2 separate regions of the Homo sapiens genome follow, and region 2 is linked to region 1. Evidence: chromatin loops called from intact Hi-C (ENCODE). Cell type or tissue: IMR-90. All regions are shown on one strand. Each heading gives the region's core, and the rest is flanking DNA. Links, peaks and the distances in the headings are about the cores only.

Evidence for each region. A loop is a pair of places that touch in the nucleus more often than their neighbours do. Peaks named below come from ENCODE experiments on the same cell type or tissue, not always from the same donor. Only the 100,000 strongest peaks of a DNase experiment are listed, where the experiment ranks them.
Region 2: a loop joins it to region 1, with 5 times the contacts of the local background. A loop is called at or near these places in 1 of 110 quality-filtered maps.

The regions. Positions count from the first base shown.
Region 1 is chr16:65,694,043-65,699,669 of GRCh38, reverse strand. No RefSeq gene overlaps it. Among named protein-coding and RNA genes, the nearest start is that of LINC00922, 120 kb to the right of the region's middle. In IMR-90, for the core only: no CTCF peak of the experiment used is centred there; no DNase peak of the experiment used is centred there; H3K27ac peaks cover 267 bases.
Region 2 is chr16:66,135,172-66,140,798 of GRCh38, reverse strand. LOC105371316 (a long non-coding RNA gene) reads right to left here. Exons shown (of 3, transcript XR_933684.2): 1 at 5,603-5,627; 2 at 4,517-4,689. Among named protein-coding and RNA genes, the nearest start is that of CDH5, 230 kb to the left of the region's middle. In IMR-90, for the core only: no CTCF peak of the experiment used is centred there; no DNase peak of the experiment used is centred there; H3K27ac peaks cover 469 bases.

The sequences.
Region 1 (5,627 bases), core at 523-4,522:
AGGAGAAAATTCAGCCCTAGGTTTTTATGGTTTGGGGCAGAAGTGTGGCACAATCTAAATATGTTTACCCCTTCAGTGGGTTAGCTGCTAAACACTAATCTGAACCAGGCATTAACCTCTCTGGGCCTATTTTCCACCGTGGTAATGAAAGGGTTTGAAAGATTTGCAATGATTTTTTCCAGCTTTAGTATTCTGTGATTCTACATGTCTCTTTTTTATGTTTAAAGAAGGGATTGGTTTCTTTTTTATATTTAAAGAAATGGCTGGCTGCTTTATTTTACCAGCAAATACAATACCCCTCCTACCCGCCTCTCCAACTCTGGTTTCATGAATGTATTTTCATGGACCCATGTGTCAACACAAGCCCTGACCAAGACATTTTATCCCACAAAGAGCGTTGTGTAGATTAAAGGAAGAAACAGAGATTAAAACAACGGGGCTTGCACATTCCGATGGCTCTTAACTTGATTTAAACTTTTGACCTCTAATGCTTCCCAGCTGTTTTGAAGTCACACATCCCGTGTTGATTAGACTCACCCCAAAAGTGATCCAAAAAGAGGGGGTTGCTTCAGTGAACCATCACCCTGCCTGACTCTGGGGTTTGCAGTTCCTGGCTGAAAGTGGTCACTGCTCCCCCAAGCCCTTTGCTCTGTAACTGAGCCCAGCAGGAAGAGCTCCCACACTCTCTCCCTCTCTCTCTCTCTGCAGACAGAGGCCACCCTTTTAACAATTTGTTTTTACAATGTGAAAAAAGAGTGGGAGCAGGGGAAGAAGCAGTGTTCCTGTCCCCCTCAAAATAACATAACCCAGGTGGTGGGAGTTAACTGGGAATGTGGAGGGTTCTGATTCCAAAGTACACATTGAAATAAATGAAAACCAACTGAAGTTAAGATGGGCAGAGACAAAAGAAGAAAATTCAACCCTAGGTTTTTATGGTTTTCTTTTTTGTATAGAATCCTAATCATGGGGGTGAACTCGGAAAGCATGTGGTTTCTTCTTTTCTTTTTTCTTTTTTCTTTTTTTTGAGACGGACTTTTGCTCTTGTTGCCCAGGCTGGAGTGCAATGGTGCGATCTCTGCTCACTGCAACCTCTGCCTCCTGGGTTCAAGCGACTCTCCTCCCTCAGCCTCCCGAGTATCTGGGATGACAGGCATGAGCCACCGTGCCCGGCCGCACGTGGTTTCTTTTTTTTTTTTTTTTGAGACAGGCTTGCTCCGTTGCCCAGGCTGGAGTGCAGTGGCGCGATCTTGGCTCATTGCAAGCTCCGCCTCCCGGGTTCACGCCATTCTCCTGCCTCAGCCTCCTGAGTAGCTGGGACTACAGGCACCCGCCACCAAGCCCGGCTAATTTTTTTTTTGCATTTTTAGTAGAGACGGGGTGTCACTGAGTTAGCCAGGATGGTCTCGATCTCCTGACCTCGTGGTCCGCCCTCCTCCGCCTCCAAAAGTGCTGGGATTACAGACATGAGCCACCGCGCCCGGCCACGTGGTTTCTTAAGATAAATTCTCTAACATGGAGGACAATGAACAGAATCTGGGAAGCAGCTGTCCCTATTGCTGGGGAATGGATTCTGCATGCCGGCCATGCCTGGTAAACTCTCAGTCCATCACCAGGCCTGGGGTCCGGGTGCCTGTGGCCTGCATGAGTCGGGGAGAGAGTTAGGAGCCCCCGAGTTCCCCACAATTCGTCACCGAGGTGATGTTAGCAGGTGTAACTCTATTTTTTCTGCCATCATTTGTTTTTGTCATCATGCCTTCTGGGACTTCCTGACACATCCGATGCTGTCTTAGGTGTTCCTTTGTAAGCCAGAGTCTACCTGAAGAGGGAAATCCAGGGGACACAGTAGTGTTGGCGTCAGGCTCTGGTCCTCCAGGGAAAATCTCCAGCAAGGAGACCTGGCAGTTGCTTGAGGCTGTGGGTCTGCAACACTAATCAGCAGGCAGGAAGCCAAGGATTCAGCCAACACGTGCAGGGCATTTTGGACATCCAGCATTCACTCCATGGAAGGAGTGAATTCCTAGGGTGAGTGGGAGGCTTCCCTCCCCACCCCCGCCCCACCCCGAATGTGGTCCATCTTGTCAGCCAATTCTTATATGCCAGTGCATACAAATTAATTCTGTGGGTAATTTTGATAGAAAATTTGATGAGTTGGCCAGAGAAACTTCAGTAGAGAAATTAAAAGTAGTAATTCCAAGAGAGGAGAAAATAAAATGACAGCTTTGATTATTTCAGCCACTTCAGGCCCAGGGCATTGGATGGAGATGACATTTTAGTTTTCTAACCCATTTCCTCATTTTGATTCTTTTAAAAAAATTGCCATTGCACCCAGATAGAGAATTCTTGGTTCATCTTGGAACATGCATGAGCTGGAGGATGCTTCACTGCCGGATCTGTTCACTAGATGGCATGGCTCAGACCCACTGAGTTGCACAGATTCAGCTGGGCTAAGAAAGTCCTGAGCAACTTGAGTCAAATACCCACTGCCTTTGTTAATTCATTTATGACAAACTGTGGGCCCCTAAGAGTAGAGAGAATCAGGAGATTCTCTGATTTGAAGCAGGAATTATTGCTGGAGGAAAAGTGCCTGCAACTGGTTTAGGGAAAATTCACGGAGACAGAGGGCACCTGGTAGATCATCTTGTTCATCTTGTGGTTTGCAAACTTGTTTGAAGCGATAGAACACCTTCCTCAGCAAAAGCCAGTTATGCAGAGCTGAATAAGTCATGCAAGTAATGGCAGAACTATTGAAGTTGCTTTCTGAAACCCTTAGGAATTGGGAAATATTGACTGACTGACTGATCGACCTCCCTCCCTTCCTTCCTTCCTTCCCTTTTCTTTCTCTTTCTTCTTTTCTCTCTCTCCTTCCTTTCTTTCTCCTTCCTTTTTTCTTTCTCTTTCTTCCTTTCTTTCTCTCTCTCCTTCCTCCCCTCCTTCTTTCTCTTTCCTCTTTTTTTTTCCTTTTATTTTCCAGCATTAGAAACTGAGGACTAGATAGGGCAAGATGTCCATGGAAGATCTTGGTCCACAAGCAGTCCACTGAATGATTTTTCTGTAAAACCACTACTTTATTTATTTAAAACCCTCAAGTTCCCATAAAAGGAGTTTGCAGAGCAAATTGTTTTAAATTCCCTGGAGCAACATTGTGGATGGATACACACATTTGCCAAATTCACAGAATGTTTGTTTCATTAATTGTGTTGACACTGATCATAAACTCAAGCAGGGCAAAGATGACAATGAGTGTGTGAACTCTGGGCCAGACAATAGACACACACTTTTATGCATCATTTTATTTTTCTTTACAAGAACCCTACGAGATTGGTATTTCTATCTGTAATTTATAGATGAGGGAAAGTGAATTTAGAGTTTAAGCTTTTTGTACCAATGAATATATTAAGTTATGGGTGAAGTCTTATAACAAAGAGACTCTAAGACACAATGGCTTGAATACAGTAAAAGTTTACTCCTTCAGCTTCCATAGGAAGGTGATGTAGGACAGCCAAGGGTAGCTGGGTCTGTCACAACATGTGGCTTCCATCCCTCCATCCAGTGTGGCATTTCCGGGTCATGCCATCTCCCAACCAGTCAAGAAGCCAAAGAGCCAGTAAATGATGGGAATAATATTTGAACCAAGGCTTATGTAATTCTTTTTTTTTTTTTTTATTATACTCTAAGTTTTAGGGTACATGTGCACATTGTGCAGGTTAGTTACGTATGTATACATGTGCCATGCTGGTGCGCTGCACCCACTAATGTGTCATCTAGCATTAGGTATATCTCCCAATGCTATCCCTCCCCCCTCCCCCTACCCCACAACAGTCCCCAGAGTGTGATATTCCCCTTCCTGTGTCCATGTGATCTCATTGTTCAATTCCCACCTATGAGTGAGAATATGCGGTGTTTGGTTTTTTGTTCTTGCGATAGTTTACTGAGAATGATGGTTTCCAATTTCATCCATGTCCCTACAAAGGATATGAACTCATCATTTTTTATGGCTGCATAGTATTCCATGGTGTATATGTGCCACATTTTCTTAATCCAGTCTATCATTGTTGGACATTTGGGTTGGTTCCAAGTCTTTGCTATTGTGAATAGTGCCACAATAAACATACGTGTGCATGTGTCTTTATAGCAGCATGATTTATACTCATTTGGGTATATACCCAGTAATGGGATGGCTGGGTCAAATGGTATTTCTAGTTCTAGATCCCTGAGGAATCGCCACACTGACTTCCACAATGGTTGAACTAGTTTACAGTCCCACCAACAGTGTAAAAGTGTTCCTATTTCTCCGCATCCTCTCCAGCACCTGTTGTTTCCTGACTTTTTAATGATTGCCATTCTAACTGCTGTGAGATGATATCTCATAGTGGTTTTGATTTGCATTTCTCTGATGGCCAGTGATGATGAGCATTTCTTCATGTGTTTTTTGGCTGCATAAATGTCTCTTTTGAGAAGTGTCTGTTCATGTCCTTTGCCCACTTTTTGATGGGGTTGTTTGTTTTTTTCTTGTAAATTTGTTTGAGTTCATTGTAGATTCTGGATATTAGCCCTTTGTCAGATGAGTAGGTTGCGAAAATTTTCTCCCATGTTGTAGGTTGCCTGTTCACTCTGATGGTAGTTTCTTTTGCTGTGCAGAAGCTCTTTAGTTTAATTAGATCCCATTTGTCAATTTTTTCTTTTGTTGCCATTGCTTTTGGTGTTTTGGACATGAAGTCCTTGCCCACGCCTATGTCCTGAATGGTAACGCCTAGGTTTTCTTCTAGGGTTTTTATGGTTTTAGGTTTAACGTTTAAATCTTTAATCCATCTTGAATTGATTTTTGTATAAGGTGTAAGGAAGGGATCCAGTTTCAGCTTTCTACATATGGCTAGCCAGTTTTCCCAGCACCATTTATTAAATAGGGAATCCTTTCCCCATTGCTTGTCTTTCTCAGGTTTGTCAAAGATCAGATAGTTGTAGATATGCGGCATTATTTCTGAGGGCTCTGTTCTGTTCCATTGATCTATATCTCTGTTTTGGTACCAGTACCATGCTGTTTTGGTTACTGTAGCCTTGTAGTATAGTTTGAAGTCAGGTAGTGTGATGCCTCCAGCTTTGTTCTTTTGGCTTAGGATTGACTTGGCGATGCGGGCTCTTTTTTGGTTCCATATGAACTTTAAAGTAGTTTTTTCCAATTCTGTGAAGAAAGTCATTGGTAGCTTGATGGGGATGGCATTGAATCTGTAAATTACCTTGGGCAGTATGGCCATTTTCAAGATATTGATTCTTCCTACCCATGAGCATGGAATGTTCTTCCATTTGTTTGTGTCCTCTTTTATTTCCTTGAGCAGTGGTTTGTAGTTCTCCTTGAAGAGGTCCTTCACATCCCTTGTAAGTTGGATTCCTAGGTATTTTATTCTCTTTGAAACAATTGTGAATGGGAGTTCACCCATGATTTGGCTCTCTGTTTGTCTGTTGTTGGTGTATAAGAATGCTTGTGATTTTTGCACATTGATTTTGTATCCTGAGACTTTGCTGAAGTTGCTTATCAGCTTAAGGAGATTTTGGGCTGAGACGATGGGGTTTTCTAGATATACAATCATGTCGTCTGCAAACAGGGACAATTTGACTTCCTCTTTTCCTAA
Region 2 (5,627 bases), core at 982-4,981, 440 kb before region 1:
GCTAAACCAAAGCCTCTTTTCTTTGTCCTGCTTTGTTCTTGTTTTTAAACTTTCATTTGTCCCAATTCCGGAGCTGATCCCAGGTGTTGAGATTCCAGGCCTAGGAGCTCCCTTCTGAAAAGGGTGTGTGTGTGTGGAACTCTGCACAGACTCTCCGCTCCTCAGTAGCAGAGCTGAGTTGGTAACTTGGAACCAGTCATGGCTGAAGCTTGCACACTGGCAAATCTGACTTTCTGCCCATGTCCCCAACAGGGATGCTTTAGATATGCAGGTCTGAGTGTCCCAGTCCTGCCTAGTCATCTCTCCATCACACCCTTCCCCACTGTACAGCAAACTATTGGCACATTGGAAACCATGGGAGTACTTCACCCAGAAATCTGGCCTCACACACTCCCTGGGACCAGAGAGTTTGACACCATGGGATCTCAAGGTGCCACGAGTGGTCTGTTTTCTCCATGTTGCCTTGAACTTGCCCAGGTGAAGAATTAATTCCCAGGTAGGATAGGCTGCACAGCATCCAATGTAAAGCCTGCCCTACACTTTAAATAAACTCTGCGTGTGCAGTGTCAAATCACTTCATCTTTCCTACACCCTTGGTGGCCCAGAAAGGTTCAGACATGTGCTTGCAGTCACACAGCCAATGAGGGATGGATCAGGATCAAGAAACAGGAAAGTTGCCCGCAGAGGCAGTGGGTGAGCTTAACCTTGGTGTGACTACTGTTCTCGGGGAGTGACTGTGGCATGTCTACACCATGTTAGTTACTGAAGAATTAGGACTCATTTTCTGAAATACTCGTGAGCTGCAGAAAGAGTGAGGGGGTCACCCTGCAAAGGCTGGGGCTCTCTTGAAAAGGGGTGCAGGCAGCTAGTTGGGGAGGGGGGCTACCAGAGGAAAGAATCTCCAATGGGGAGGAGCCCCAACATCAGGCCCTGGAAGGAAACTCTCAAATGACTTGAGTTCACTAGCCTGGAGGAGGGAGAGTAGAGAAATATCTGAACTGGTTTAAAGAATCCGTGGAAAAGGAATTAGCTAGTTATGCATGTCCCAAGTATGGAGCCATTACATAGCAGCAAATTCTGTTTTGATATAAGGAAGGACCTTCAAGTGTTTGTGATACCCAAATGTGGAACTACCCGACTCAACTGGTAGTGAGTTTCCTGTCACTGGAGCATCCTATCAAAACTGAAACCACCTGCCTTACTTAATGAAAATTTGAGTACTCACTAAGTGCACTGGGGTTGGGAGCAATGACAGCCTTTTAAGTGTAACATAAAACTGAGCCAAGGTTTTAATTAATCCCAGGACTTTGGGAGGCTGAGGAGGACGGATCACTTGAGGTCAGGAGTTTGAGATCAGCCTGGCCAACGTGGTGAAACCCTTTCTCTACTAAAAATACAAATTAGCCAAATACAAATTAGCCAGGTCGTGGTGGCACATACTCATAATCCCAGCTACTAGGGAGGCTGAGGGGGGAGGGTCGCTTGAACCGGGGAGGCGGAGGTTGCAGTGAATGAGATAGCGTCACTGCACTCCAGCCTGGGCAAGAGAGCAAAACTCTGTCTCAAAAAAAAAAAAAAAAAAAAAAAAGGAAAATGCAGGATGCAAAAGTATGCATACATCATGACCCTAATTATGCACATACATTTATTTATTCCCTATTTGTCTCATAAGAAGTATTGAAGACAACATGGATGAACACACCTGCATACGCACCCCGTATGCCTAAACAAGTCTTTGAAAATGTGAATGGTTATTCCTGGGTTGTAGGATTGTGGGTATTTTCAGTTTTTTACTTTATTTTTTTTTTCCAGTATTTTACAAGTTTAAAAAAAATGTCTCTATAACAAAGTGGGAGCCCCCAGAAGATCCGAAAGCAGTTGTTGGAATGCCTTAGGGACTCAGTGATGATTAGTTCCCTCTCTGCCTGCTTTCTCCCCATCTGCTTACCCCTACCAAATGAGCAGATCATGCAGGTCATTCTAGACAATGGGAAGTCAGTGCTCTCAGAGGGTCTCATGCCCTCTAGGGGTCCTGGGGCCAAGAAGCCGCTAGGGGTGCAGACCACCTGACCACTGATCATTCTTCTTTTGACGCAAACAAACAAGCACCTTCCCCAGGTTGAGCCAGGATCCCACCAGGTGTGAACCTAAGGAAGTGCTTGTCTGTCACTCTGGAAACTGGCTCAGGAAATCCCAGGTCTCTGAGAATGACTTCCAAACTCAAAATGCCTTGTTAAACACAGTTGCTCTGAATTCATCAGCTCAAGCCAAGCCTTGTCATAATCTCCAGAATCACAATGACTGAAACAGGGGGTGCTGATACCTCCGGTGTGCACATCAGGTTTACTTATACTTTTATAAAGAGGTTATTTGCAAAAGTGCAGTTAATCCCATCATGCTTTATAATTTAAATGTCACTACAAATGATGGCTGACATGCAACTGATTAACAGCAGCCTTTAGTGCCAAATTAATCAGCATCTAATCCAGAGGATGTATTAAGATGGAATAAGATTTTAAAAAAACATTCCTCCTTCCCAGCCCTCTCTGCTGTTATTTCAATAGAATGCCCAACTTTCCTATGCAGTTTGGGAGTTTGACTAAAAGGTATGTTTGAGTACTTTTCTTACATAGAAAGGACGCACAAATGATAAATTGTCAAAACAGAAGTGTGATTATCCCCTTTGGGGGAACTGAATTCCCTCCTCTTCCTTTGATGTGGCTGGGACGACCTGTCAATCATTCTGCCCAAAGATGCCTGATGGGGGAGATGGGTGAAGCCACATCCATCTATCTCCCAACATTCTAGAAAGATAAGCCATGTGTTGACAGTCCCAGGAGTTCCGGTCCTTCTGAAGGTATAATACATTTTTGATTTTACCTTTGATTCTGTGAGTGACCCTGTGTCCTTGCAATAAACTCTTTTTTTTTAAAGAGTTAGCCAGTGCTTGTTTTTATTGTTTGACAAAAAGAGTCTTGATATAAATGTGTTGAGGGAAAAGGATTCTAAAGTATTGAAAAGTTCTTTAAACAAACAAAAGATTAAAGAGTTAAAAGAGCTCTCCTCCCCAGGATTTCTACTAAAAATAAACAATATTTTCAAGGAAAACATGCTGAAAGAGTGGAGGATTTTCTCATGGGTCAGCTGCCATCTAGGTGTAAGTGAATTTTTCTGCCTTCCTTATCAAAGAGTCTTAATGATATTCTTCGGTACTTCCTGATTCTTAAACAAGGCCCTGGGGCTGGAGAACAGGCATCAGCCCTAAGTGTACATTTTAATTTCCTTCCTGAAGTTTTATCTTTGTTTTCCAGCATCTTTTGCCGTTCCTAACTCTGGGACCTTGGGATGTTACCTATTCCTGCAGGTGAGATCTCCTTCCTTACAGCCCAGGAGTGTAGGAGCCAGGGTGAAGTTCCAAGGGTAACTCTTACCTTCTAGTCTGGGAGAGACAAGATGAGACTGCTGACCTCCGTGGGCCTGATTGCCAGGCAACCCTCCGGCAAGGTCACCTTTCCTACCACCTCCGGCTATTCATATCTAAAAACCTTGTTCTCTTCCTTTTAAATGCATTTCCAAAGGTTATAGTACATGAAACAGAAGACTTAGCTCTCTGAGAGCTCAATTTTGACTTTGTAAAATTGAAAGCAATGGCTCCTATGTGGGAAAAAAAATGTCTCTTGAAACAAAATGAATAATTACATCATGCGTTCGTGATTATTACCAACATGTGTCAAAAGTGGAACTCACATGTCTTTACCATAATCCCCCATATTCAGTCTCCCACCTGCCGGAAGCTCAGTATTCTCAAAGAGGCAGCTTTCCCACTGGAAAGATGTGACTTCTGGGTCTTGAAGGCATAAATCTGTACCCAGAGGTGCTATGTATCCACGATGGTGGTTTTTAAACTTTATGTTTTTCTTTTTCTTTTTTTCTTTTTTTTTTTAAAGCAGCAGAACCTTAAATGATATATTATGCAAACACAGACCCTATTTACAGCTGGGGCAGAGTAAACAATGATTTCCAACAAGTGAAGTTTAGCTGACCTAGATATTTGCATATCTTTAAATAATATTCCGATTCTTTATTACTTTCACTGTGGAAGGTGAAATGTTGATGTTGTGCTTCTCTGCCTTGATTGATCTCTCTCTTTTTTTGTTTTTTTTTTGAGATGGAATCTTGCTCTGTCACCAGGCCTGAGTGCAGTGGTGCGATCTTGGCTCACTGCAACCTCCGACTTCCTGGTTCAAGCGATTCTCCTGCTTCAGCCTCCTGAGTAGCTGGGATAACAGGCATGCGCCACCAGGCCCGATGATTTTTGTATTTTTAGTAGAGACGGGGTTTCACCATGTTGGCCAGGATGGTCTCGATCTGTTGACCTCGTTATCCACCTGCCTCGGCCTCCCAAAGTGCTGGGATTACAGGCTTGAGCCACCACACCCGCCCTGATCTCTTGATTTCATAGGTCAAGGTAGAGTGGTTACCTGTGACTCAGATAAGCACTCTATTCAAAGCCTACCTGCTGGGATCACAAGAGACCATGACCCAGTCATCCTCATCTTCCTCTTTTTGACATAACCAAGTTTCACAGAAGTTCCTGGTCAAGTAATAATGATGCCCAAGTTGGATCGAGTGCTTGCTGGGTGCCAGACACAGCTGCATTTGCCATCTTATGCAGTGCTTACAACAGTCCTAGAAAGGAGGAATTATTTTACTATGGACATTTTACTGATAAGCAAACTGAGGTTCAGAGAGGTTGACTAACTCACACAAGATCACACAGCAAGTAAGGGGCACCCTGCGATCTGTACCCTGGTGGAGAACTTTAGAGCCACACTGGTAAGCACCACCACCTGGAGCTCCGCAAACCCTAACTGGGTGCAGCAATAGCAAGTCCTCTTTCCCCTTTCCGCTTCCTTCCCTTGCGGTTCATCTCTGTTCTTCCCTTCTCTCCTTCTCCCTTGCTTGGAGACAGCCTGATCAATTTCTTCATCTTACTAGGAGCCCCAGGGGCTGCTGACACCCACTGTCTCTTTTGCTTAAATGGAAACATCACCAGGGCCAGGTCCTGGCATGCACTCTGGGAAAGATAAGGTGGAAAGTTTACACACCAGAGCTTCCAAGGAATGTGCAGAGAAAGCGATTTGTGATGTGTGATTTGAAACACCAAACTCCTTCTGGGCTCAGAGCTATGTCCTACCTCTGGGAGCTGCTGGATCCGTCTCTGCCCTCATGGCTGGGTCATGCGTGCCTATTTTAGGAGGAACTCTCCTTTTAAGGGGAGTCCAGCTGGCGGATGTTCCTCTCCAGCTTCCTGCAGTCCCAGACACTGGGCTTCTGCCAATGTCAGCCTGAGGTGGAAGCCATGCAGGCAAATAGTTTGCCCAGGTCCTGATGCTTCCAAAATCCTGTTGGTCCACCAAATTCCTTCTTCCCATTGTGCCCCAAGGTTGCTTCCGCCCACTGCATCCCAATGTTTCCCCTCTTCCACTGTACCCCATGGCTGCTATCATAGGCCTCCCATCTCCATCTAAATGTAGCCTGGTCAGATGGAAAAGGGGAGGCCCTGACAGCAGGAAACCTGCTCCCACATCCCTTCCTTTACCTCCAGTTCCGACACAGCACAGGGC